Regions from separate parts of the Homo sapiens genome. Here region 1 is linked to region 2. Evidence: read pairs that join two places in POLR2A ChIA-PET (ENCODE). Cell type or tissue: CD4-positive, alpha-beta T cell. All regions are shown on one strand. Links, peaks and the distances in the headings refer to the core of each region. The heading gives the core; the rest is flanking DNA. Region 1 holds the start of ZNF254 (zinc finger protein 254). Region 2 overlaps RPSA2 (ribosomal protein SA 2).

The links. ChIA-PET counts read pairs that join two places held together with the same protein. Peaks named below come from ENCODE experiments on the same cell type or tissue, not always from the same donor. Only the 100,000 strongest peaks of a DNase experiment are listed, where the experiment ranks them.
Region 1: POLR2A ChIA-PET joins it to region 2 with 6 read pairs; 3 of 35 experiments call an interaction of 5 or more read pairs at or near these places.

The regions. Positions count from the first base shown.
Region 1 is chr19:24,084,451-24,089,829 of GRCh38, forward strand. It overlaps ZNF254 (zinc finger protein 254), which reads left to right and starts at 2,737. Exons shown (of 4, transcript NM_203282.4): 1 at 2,737-2,887. The coding sequence starts at 2,858. RefSeq lists enhancers at 2,783-2,862, 2,913-2,962, 3,023-3,112. In CD4-positive, alpha-beta T cell, for the core only: no CTCF peak of the experiment used is centred there; a DNase peak (open chromatin) is centred at 2,681; H3K4me3 peaks cover 1,383 bases; H3K27ac peaks cover 946 bases.
Region 2 is chr19:23,796,974-23,802,352 of GRCh38, forward strand. All of the region lies in intron 1 of RPSA2 (ribosomal protein SA 2), which reads left to right. It also overlaps the pseudogene BNIP3P39. Among named protein-coding and RNA genes, the nearest start is that of RPSA2, 37 kb to the left of the region's middle. In CD4-positive, alpha-beta T cell, for the core only: no CTCF peak of the experiment used is centred there; DNase peaks (open chromatin) are centred at 2,538 and 3,518; H3K4me3 peaks cover 1,255 bases; H3K27ac peaks cover 2,824 bases.

The sequences.
Region 1 (5,379 bases), core at 125-5,124, 290 kb after region 2:
AGTGCACACTGCTTGGGAGATGGGTGCTCCTAAATATTAGAAATCACTACAAAAGAACTTATCCATGTATCCAAACATCTTCTGTACCTTAAAAACTTTGGAAATAATAATAATAATAATAAACAAAAAATAATCCCAAACCCCGTAAGTTTAACTTTCTATGCTTTGGCTGTTTTTGGTTTATTTTTTATTTTTTAGAAAGGGTCTCACTCTGTCACCCAGAATAGAGTGCAGTGGCTTAATCAGGGCTCATTGCAGCCTCGACCTCCTTGGTTCAGGCAATCCTCCTCCCTCCGCCTCCTGAACAGCTGGTACTAAAGGTACAGGCCACCATGCTCAGTTAACTTTTGTATTTTTTTAGATACATGTTTTTGCCATGTTGCCCAGGCTGATCTCAAATTCCTGGGCTTAAGCAGTCTTCATTTCTTGGCCTCCCAAAGTGCTGGGATTATAAACATGAGCCATCATGAGTGACCACAATCTTTTTTTTTTTTTTTTTTGAGACAGAGCCTCACTCTGTCACCCAGGCTGGAGTGCAGTGACCTGATCTTGGCTCACTTCAACCTCCTCCTGTCAGGTTCAAGCGATTCTCCTGCCTCAGCCTCTGAGTAGCTGGGACTACAGGCACGCGCCACCACGCCCAGCTAATTTTTGTATTTAATAGTGGAGATGGGGGTTTCACCATATTGGCCAGGCTGGTCTTGAACTCCTGACCTCGTGATCCACCCACCTCGGCCTCCCAAAGTGCTGGGACTACAGGCGTGAGCCACTGCACCCAGCCCAGAATTTTTTTTAACATGATATAGAAAAGCTAACTATATTTAGATCTGTTACTTAACAGAAAATTTGAATAAACGTCTTTTATTAAAAAACATAAAATTTTTTATCTACAAATATTGATACAAAACAGTTCAAAATTACTTCCTAGGGGTTTCACTAAAAATTAGTTTGTTAAGGGTATATATATATATATATAAAAACTAAGATTTCTAGGTGTAAAACAATTTTTTTATAGAGAGTGTATAAACAAAGGCCAGGCGCAGTGGGTCACGTCTGTAATCCCAACACCCAACACTTTGGGAGGCCAAGGCAGGTGGATCATTTCGAGCTTAGGAGTTTGAGACCAGCCTGAACAGCAAGGCAAATTCCAGTCCCTACTTAAAATACAGAAATAAACCGGGCATGATGGCTTACACCTGTAGTCCCAGCTACTCCAGAGGCTGAGGCTGGAGAATCGCTTGAACTTGGGAGGCGGAGGTTGCAGTGAGCCAAGATTGCGCCACTGCACTTCAGCCTGGGCGAAAGAGCAAGCCTCTCCTGGAAATAAAAAAACAGTGTATAAACAAAAGCAAAATATGCTTTTGATGAAGAAAGTTAGAAACATTTTGTCTACTTTGAAATTATTTAAAGGTTGTTTCAAATTGAAAATATAAAAATAATGTAGATTAAAATACAACATAAAAATTTAAAAAATGGCCAGGCACGATGGCTCACGCCTGTAATCCCAGTAATTTGGGAGGCTGAGGCGGGTGGATTACCTGAGGCCAAGAGTTCGTGACCAGCCTGGCAACATAGTGAAACCCCGTCTCTACTAAAAATGCAAAAAATTAGCCAGGTTTGGTGATGCACGCCTGTAATCCCAGCTACTCGGGAGGCTGAGGCAGGAGAATCGCTTGAACCCAGGAGGCAGAGGTTGCAGTTAGCCAAGATGGCGCCACTGTACTCCAGCTTGGGCGACAGAGCTAGACTTCGTCTAGACAAAAAATAAAAAATAAAAAAAAGTATAAGAGATCATAAAATATGTATAAAAATCTAGAATGGTCAAAAAGACAAATTTGATGGACTTTATTTTTGTTATTTTATTTTATTTTTTGAGACAAAGTCTCGCTCTGTCGCCCAGGCTAGGGTGCAGTGGCAGGATCTTGACTCACTGCAACCTCAGCCCCCCGGGTTCAAGGAATTCTGCTGCCTCAGCCACCCGAGAAGCTGGGGTTATAGGCGTGCGCCACCATGCCCAGCTAATTTTTTTTTCTTTTATTTTTTTGAGACGGAATTTTACTCTTGTTGTCCAGGCTGGAGTGTAATGACGCGATCCACGCTCACTGCAGCCTCCACCTCCCAGGTTCAAGCAGTTCTCCTGCCTCAGCCTCCCGAGAAGCTGGTATTACAGGCACGTGCCACTACGCCCAGCTAATTTTGTATTTTTAGTAGAGATGAGGTTTCACCATGATAGTCAGGCTGGTCTCCAACACATGACCTAATGTGATCCGCCCGCCTTGGCCATCGAAAGTGCTGGGATTACAGGCGTGAGCCACCGCGCCCAGCTGATGGATTTACTTATAACGGTTTATCAAATTAGCTTTAGTGCTGATAATACATTATTACTAAAGTAAAAGTTGATTTTCTCTTGAACAAAAATTATATGTATTATTAATATACATAAAATATGTTTGTTCACATTTTGAATACATTGAAAAAGAGAGAGAGCAAAAAAGATATAGAATTTTCCCATGCTCTGGGGTGGGCCTGGCTCAGCTCAGGGAGGAAGCCCTGCCCGATAAGGCTGCAGCTTAGGCTGTCACTCTTTCTTCAGCCTAGGGTGTGATCACATCTTCTATCACTCAGGGTCTGAGTAGGCGGGGCCTTAAACGTTATCCAACTAGGGACGTTGGGCTGGGAACTGTCCAATCAGGCACACAGCTGGACTGGACAAAGCGGCTTCCGGGATATGGCGGGGCCTTTGTCTCTCGCTGTCGCCGGAGTCCCAGGTCTGTCTTCACTGCTCTGTGTCCTCTGCTCCTAGAGGCCCAGCCTCTGTGGCGCTGTTACCAGCAGGTATTGGAGATCCACAGCTAAGATGCCAGGACCCCCTAGAAGCCTAGAAATGGTGAGAATGCCAGTCCGACATCCCGAGAGAGGGGAGGGGGCTGGTTGGAACTGGTGGGAAGCGGCTGTGGCGGGACTCAGGCCTCCCCCCAGTCAGCTCCACAATCTGCGCCCAGCTCGACCTCAGTCCCCTTCAGAAATAAGATGGCGGCTGCGCTGACAGCCAGACCCCCAGGAGTCCTGTTTCTTCCCTGCGCAGTGACTGTGCCCTGTCCTGGAGCCCTCTCTGGGCAGCTGTGGACCCGCAGCCCCGCGTCTCTCCCAGATTGTTCAGGGACCCGGGGAGGGTCGTCAGGGGAGAATCCTGACTCGGGTTGCGGGTTCATGAACGGGAAGAGCTTTGGTCTGTGGGGTTCCCAGGCCCTCTTTTTTCCCATTAAAAATTTATGGGCGTCACTGCAAAAATATTAAATACTTTAATAAAAGAATGATTCAAAAATTGTACCACACCCAGCTGTGGTTTGTACTTTTGTGGTCCATGGAAGGGGCCTGAAGAAAAGATTGTTACAAGGTTCATGATAAAGAAAACCAAATTCAATAATTGGCTAGGTACAGCAATCTAGGTTGTCGTTTTTTTTTTTTTTTTTTCTTTTTTTTGAGACAGAGTCTCACTTTTTTGCTCAGGCTGGAGTGCAGTGGTGTGATCTCGACTCACTGCAACCTCCGCCTCTTGGGTTCAAGCGATTCTCCTGCCTCAGCCTCCCTAGTAGCTGGGACTACAGGCGCCCGCCACCACAATTTTTTTATTTTTAGTAGAGACGGGGTTTTACCATGTTGGCCAGGCTGGTCTCCAACTCCTGACCTCAGGTGATCCACCCACCTTGGCCTCCGAAAGTGCTAGGATTACAGGCGTGAGCCACCGTGCCCAGCCTCGTTTCTTAATTTTTACATTTAAGGTGGGAATATCCTGGTTATGTAATCAGAGCTTAATTGTCAGCTTATTCTTGGTTAAGCAAGAATTTTGTTTCCGCTAATGTAGTAATTTACCAAAAAATGCTCTTGAGTTTAGATTTTTTTTTTAGAAGTAGAAATCCGGGGACTAGAGCCACCTCAATCTAATTGCCTGCCACTTAATTATTTTCACACTCCACAGGGGACTGCTTTTTTCCTGAAATTTTCACATGTATCCCAAGCAGGGCCTCAAGTCCACCCCTCATCCCCTATTCCTCCAGCCTAACTCTGGCTTGCAGGAAAATACTAAATTTCCCGTTTTGTCTGACATTCCCAAATGCCAATGTCCCCTCCCTAATTCACTTTATCATCTATTTGTCCTTTAGGGTAGATTTTGATACCTGTTTTAATTTTTATTTATTTATTTATTTTAATTTTTGAGACAGAGGCTTGCTCGGTCACCCCGGATGGAGTGCAGTGGTGCAGTGGTGTGATTTAGGCTCACTGCAACCTCTGCCTTATGGGATCAAATGATTCTCTTGTCTCAGTCGCCCAAGTAGCTGGAATTATAGGCGCCCGCCCCCACGCCTGGCTAATTTTTGTATTTTTAGTAGAGACCGGGCTTCACTATGTTGTCCAGGCTGGTTTCAAACTCCTAGCCTCAAGCGATCCGCCTGCATCAGCCTCCCCAAGAGCTGGTATTACAGACGTGAGCCATCTCGCCTGGCCAATTAATCTTTTTTTTTTTTTTTTTTTTTTTTTTTTTGAGACAGAGTTTCACTCTTGTTGCCCAGGCTGGAGTGCAATGGCACGATCTCGGCTCACCGCAACCTCCGCCTCCCAGGTTTAAGCGATTCTCCTGCCTCAGCCTCCCTAGTAACTGGGATTATAGGCATGTGCCACCATGCCTGGCTAATTTTGTGTTTTTAGTAAAGACAGGGTTTCTCCATGTTGGTCAGGCTGGTCTCAAACTCCCGACCTCGGGTGATACGCCCGCCTTGGCCTCCGAAAGTGCTGGGATTACAGGCGTGAGCCACTGCACCCGGCCAATTAATCATTTTTTGACAAAGCATTTGATGGCACATTTAAAAAGGTTTGTTTTCTTTTTGTAAATATTTCCTATGAGAAGAAAGCAAAGAATAATCTCCTGACACTGTATTGTAAAATATCTCTGCGTTTTTTTTTCTTCTATCTTCCCTAGTCACAGATATCTTATCAGAATGTTTTTGGGTCAAGTTTTCCTTTTGGAAACTATAGTGTGATGTGTCTTCAGTCACCATTCGGTTTTCTTGGACCTGGGTTTCAGTACTGTATTGGGATAAACGAAGATACCCACCATGGCTATGTCTGCTTAGAGTGTCTAGTAAATATCAGCTTCTGGGTCATATTCTCTCATAGGAAAATCTGAGGTATTGAGTGTAGCGTCCCAAGTGCGCAGGTGGATGCCCTGAGTCTAAAAGGCATTTCCTAGTGCACTTTTTTTTTTAAAGCTAATTTTATGAGACATTAATATTGTCTTCACCCAACCCAGCTTTCATTTCTTAAAGACACATTGCTGGTCAGTCAATCAGATACCAGTATTGAGGAGAAAACAAATAATTT
Region 2 (5,379 bases), core at 241-5,240:
TATTTATGATGTCAGGTTGTCAAATGAAGATCTTTCAAACTTTTTTAGCATTAAATGCTATAAATTTCCCTTTTAACACTACTTTAGCAGTATTGCAGATATTCTGATGTGTTGGTTTTTTATTTTTATTTATATTTATTTATTTATTTATTTTGAGATGGATTTTCGCTCTTGCTGCCCAGGCCAAGTGCAATGGCACGATCTCAACTCACTGCAACCACTGCCTTCCAGGTTCAAGCGACTCTCTGGCCTCAGCCTCCCAAGTAGCTAGGATTATAGGCATGTGCCACCATGATGGGCTAATTTTTGTATTTTTAGTAGAGATGGGGTTTCACCATCTTGGCCAGGCTGGTCTCAAACTCCTGACCTCATGATCTGCCTGCCTCGGCCTCCCAAAGTGCTGGGATTACAGGCATGAGCCACCATGCCCAGCCCTGGCCTGTTTTTTTGTTCTTATTTGTTTAAAAGAACTTCTTGGTTTTTGCCTTAATTTCATTATTTATCAAGAAGTTATTCAAGTGCCGGTTGTTTAATTTTTATGTAATTGTATGGTTTCAAGTTGTTTTCTTTTTGTTGAATTATATTTTTGTCAAGCTGAAGAGTTCTGTAGATGTCTATTAGGACTATTTGGTCAAGTGTTGAGTTTAGGTTCTAATGTTTTGTTAATTTTCTTCTTCAGTTATCTGTCTATTAGTGCCTGTGGGATGTTGTAGTCTCCCACTATTGTTGTGTCAGAATCTAAATCTCTTCATAGGTCTCTAAGAACTTGCTTTATTCATATGAACCCATGAATTTTATATAACACCTTTCTCTTTTCTGCTTTTTCTTCCGTAAACATTCTTTCCTGTGTGCACAATGTGCAAAATGTAGATGTCCATGAGTTCAAGAACATGTTTAGAGACCTAGCTGTTGTAAAAGAAAATATAAATTAGAAATAAGAGGCTTAATTAGTCCACATAAAAATAAGAGAAAATATCTTACTAAAATCTCTTTTCTTAAAACACTTAGATTATGTGTAGATTTTTATCTCCTTTTTTTGAAATATATGTAAATCATTAACAGCTAAATAAATCTTTGTTATGTATTTATTTTTTTTTTACTCACGATTGTCTTTATCTGGGACCTGAGATTAATTGCTTTGTTTCTGCTTTGGCAAAAGGTTATTCTTATTATTTTTAGTCTTTTAAAGTTGACACAGATTTGTTCACAGTAAAACTCATTCCAAGAGCACACAAAAGTTTAGCATAAAAATAGGATTAAATTTAGCAAAACAGAATTATAAGGACTAAAAGATATTGGTAATTTGATTGACAGAAACCTGTTTATCCAACATGATTATTTACAGGCTGAAGTACTTACACTACAAAAGCAAAAATAGTACAGTTTATAAACTGAACAGTGGAGTATATTGTCATACCTTGGTTTCTATTTATTACTTCAGTACAATTAGCATAGTTATGTGTGGTGTTGTTAGACAACCTGCATTCATATACATTTAATAGTATTTTCTACAATAGTATGAATATAAAGCCACAATGTCTACTTTGAATGAATTCCTTAATTCTTTTATTATTGTGATTCATACTTTTGAAATGTAAAGTTTTTCAATTGAAATACAGTTACAGAAATTTTTTAAAAAATCCTACATACATTATGACTAGTATGTTAAAATTATTCCTACTTACATATTTATATCTAATATCCAAAGAAATTTTACTACCACATTGTTACAGTAGATATTAGTCTGCTATGCTTATTAATTTAACCAATAGAGATAATTATAAGTAAGCATAATTTCAATGTCTTTCATTTCACAAATTGGAATGCTGCTATTGTAGGACAAATAAAGACAGATGATGTGGCCACCCAAAAACTGTAGTAGCTCTCCAGTTAGCTACCTTGCAGGTTCATGTATATTCCACTATATTAACACAGTCAGATTTTAATTTTTTATCAAAGTGCTGGTGGAAGTTGTCAGATATATTTGAATATAGATTCTGCATTCAAAGGCTAGAAAATTAGAGAGCAGCAGAGATAGAAAAAATATTTTATGATTCTGCTGATAATATACCTCTTTTCTTCATAATACTCATGTTTCTCATGCTGAGAGTAGCTATGCACTTTGGGTATTTAGAGAGAAATTGTTTTTGCAGGAATATTTTCTGGCTGACTTGATCAATCTTATATCTAATTTCAGTTTTTTCTTAAGATGCTTTTAACTTCTTTTTTTTCTCTCAATATAATCTTTCTCAGAGTGAGAGCTGTTTTTCTGTAGAATGCTTTGTGTATCTGTTTTAGAAGCCCTATTAGTATCCCATAATGTCTGTGAAAGACGTGGCTGTCACAGTGAGAACTCTTGGAGCTATCTCTATCTGGATGCATGCTGGAAATCTAGCAGTATATTTTCCATGTCACCATTATAAATAGAAACTGTGGCTTAAATAATGCTCTCATTTCCGTTATTGTGAAGGTGCAGTTCTACCCAGGGAGGCTCTCTTCCTGCAGCTCAGGCTTCACTCTTTGATGTGACACTAAAGTGCTGCTATGGCAATTGGCGTTCACCTATGATGTGAGCTGCCAGCTGTGAGCCCTGTGCTGTGGTCCATACCGCAGTGGCAGATGGTAGGAAACAAAAGAGGACACTGGCCACCAGAAGAGGGGAAGCCGGAGTACTGTAACCCCGTCCTCAGGGAGGAGAGAGGTACTGCTTTAAAATGCAAGTAGCCAAAAAGATAGCACCCTATTCAACCACTTTTGTAGAAGAGTGAAAGTCTGCCTTCAGCAGGCAGCTGGCTTCAAGTTGCAGAACTATCTTGTCAGGAAGATGTGAAAAGGTTATTTTGTCATTGAATATAACCAATTAGCATATATGGATGACCTCCCCAATGTCCAGGTGAATTTAGGATGAACTATGTATGACATGGTGCTGTGAATTCTTCTACTTGTGAACTATTTATGGTAACCATCTTTATGTCTTTTCGATCTCTTAAGCAGACTGACTGTAATACATTTGACATTCAGATTTAATTGTGTAATGAAAGAGTTTTCTTTTTCTTTTTTTTTTTTTTTTTTTGAGACAGAGTCTCGCTGTATTTCCCAGGCTGGAGTGCAGTGGTGTGATCTCAGCTCTTTGCAACCTCTGCCTGTCAGGTTCAAGTGATTCTCCTGCCTCAGCCTCCCAAGTAGCTGGGATTACAGGCACATGCCACTATGCCCGTCTTTTTTATTTTATTTTATTTTTTTTTATTTTAGTAGAGATGGGGTTTCACCGTGTTAGCCAGGATGGTCTCTATCTCCTGATTTCATGATCGACCCGCCTTGGCCTCCCAAAGCTGGGATTACTGGTGTAAGCCAGCATGCCCAACCTCTTTCTTTTCTATTATTGTGGTTTCTCTGGGGCTGAAGAGAATTTTTTTAAAATTATATTTCCTAGAATTACCGGACATAATATAAACAAATAAGGTGCCAACCAAGCTTTACTCTAGAGGGGACTTTCCCTCTCAGGCTTCTAGCCAACTCACAGTTATGCTGTAAAGTGCATACTGTCACCTAAATATGCAGGCAGAATTGTGTCTCTGCCTATTTGGTATCTATAGTCCTCCACAGTCACTTCTAGAGGGGCTAGAGCAGATTTCTACAAACTTTTTTTTTTTTTCTTAGATGGAATTTCACTCTTGTTGCCCAGGCTGGAGTACAGTGGCACAATCTCAGCTCACTGCAGCCTCCACCTCCTGGGTTTAAGTGATTCTCCTGCCTCAGTGTCCCGAGTAGCTGGGATTACAGGCATGCACCACCAAGCCTGGCTAATTTTGTATTTTCAGTAGAGACAGGGTTTTTCCATATTGGTCAGGCTGGTCTTGAACTCCTGACCTCAGGTGATCCACCCACCTTAGCCCCCAAAGTGCTGGGATTACAGGTGTGAGGCACCTCACCTGGCCTAGATTTCTACAAACTTAATAGGGCAGATATTAACCATTTTACTTCTTTCAATGACTCTTGTATCTTCAGACCTGAAACTGATTCAGAGACCATGGAGCCCAGAAACCCAATCAGTGTAACAAGTGTGCATTGAGTAGACATGGAGACATGAGAATCTCCACTTCTCTTTTTCTCCTCTTGCTAAAATGCTCACAATTGCAGGTAACACCTGCTGCTACTCCACCCATCCAGGACCTAAATCTGCAGCTCCAAATTCTAAATCTAGGTCTAGAAATTAAAAAACAAAACAAAACAAAAGTTTCATTTGAGAAATGCAAGTCTTTTTTTTTTTAGGGGAGGGTTGGGGGGGATGGAGTCTTGCTCTGTCACCAGGCTGGAGTGCAGTGGCGTGATCTCGGCTCACTGCAACCTCTTCCTCCCAGGTCAAGCTATTCTCCTGCCTCAGCCTCCCGAGTAGCTTGGATTACAGGCATGTGCCATCACACCTGGCTAATTTTGTATTACTTTTTTCAGCAGACATGGGCTTCACCATGTTGGCCAGTATGGTCTCGATCTCTTGACTTCGTGATCCACTTGCGTCGGCCTCCCAAAATGTTGGGATTACAGGCGTGAGCCACTGTGGCTGTCTGCCAGTCTTTTTACTTATAAAACTCAGACATTAAAATAAGAGCACAATTATGTCTTTCTCCCTACTTTCAACTATATATTGATCTCTTGAAGCTGTTCACTATTGCCAAAAGTAGGTATAAGTTAAACCAATAATAAGTTATTTATTTAAACAAATAAGAATTTCTCACAAACTAGTTTGTATCACCCCACTCTCTATCTCTCTTCTTTTTTTCCCTTCACAAATCCACTTGTAATTGCTGCTAATCAGTATAGATTCCAGGCATCTTGAATATTTCTTCTCAAGTTACAATGCTTAAGCTTGGCCCCAATAAACTGTGTACTTATATTCATGTTGTGTCAGCTTTTTTTTAGGTAAAATATTATTTAGAATTTTCTAGAGCAGTCTCTGTGAGTAGATTTCTCCTTTGATTGTACTCGCTGTAACAGCCAAAAATGCAAAGTGATGTTGATTTTATCTAGAATCTGCACATAAGGTCTGGTCTCTGCCTGGAATTTACAAGACAGGGCCAGACTTTAGATTGAGAATGTACAGAAAACCAACAGGAGGCATTTTCTGCATTGTGAGATGTCCACATAGACACTTCAGATCCCTCCTTTGAGAGTGTGACTCTTTGACCTTTTCACATTGCTACCTTTCTGTGAGAGGCTACAGGTTTAAATAGAATCTGATGGCAGAATCTCTAAGTGTAAACAAGCATCTTAGGAGTGAGAGATCAAGGCCACAAAGTAGCCAGAGCCCTGAGCACAACTATAGCTACCTGGAAAATGTGATACTAGAGTGTTATTGTCCAAAAGCTAGCTAATCAGGAC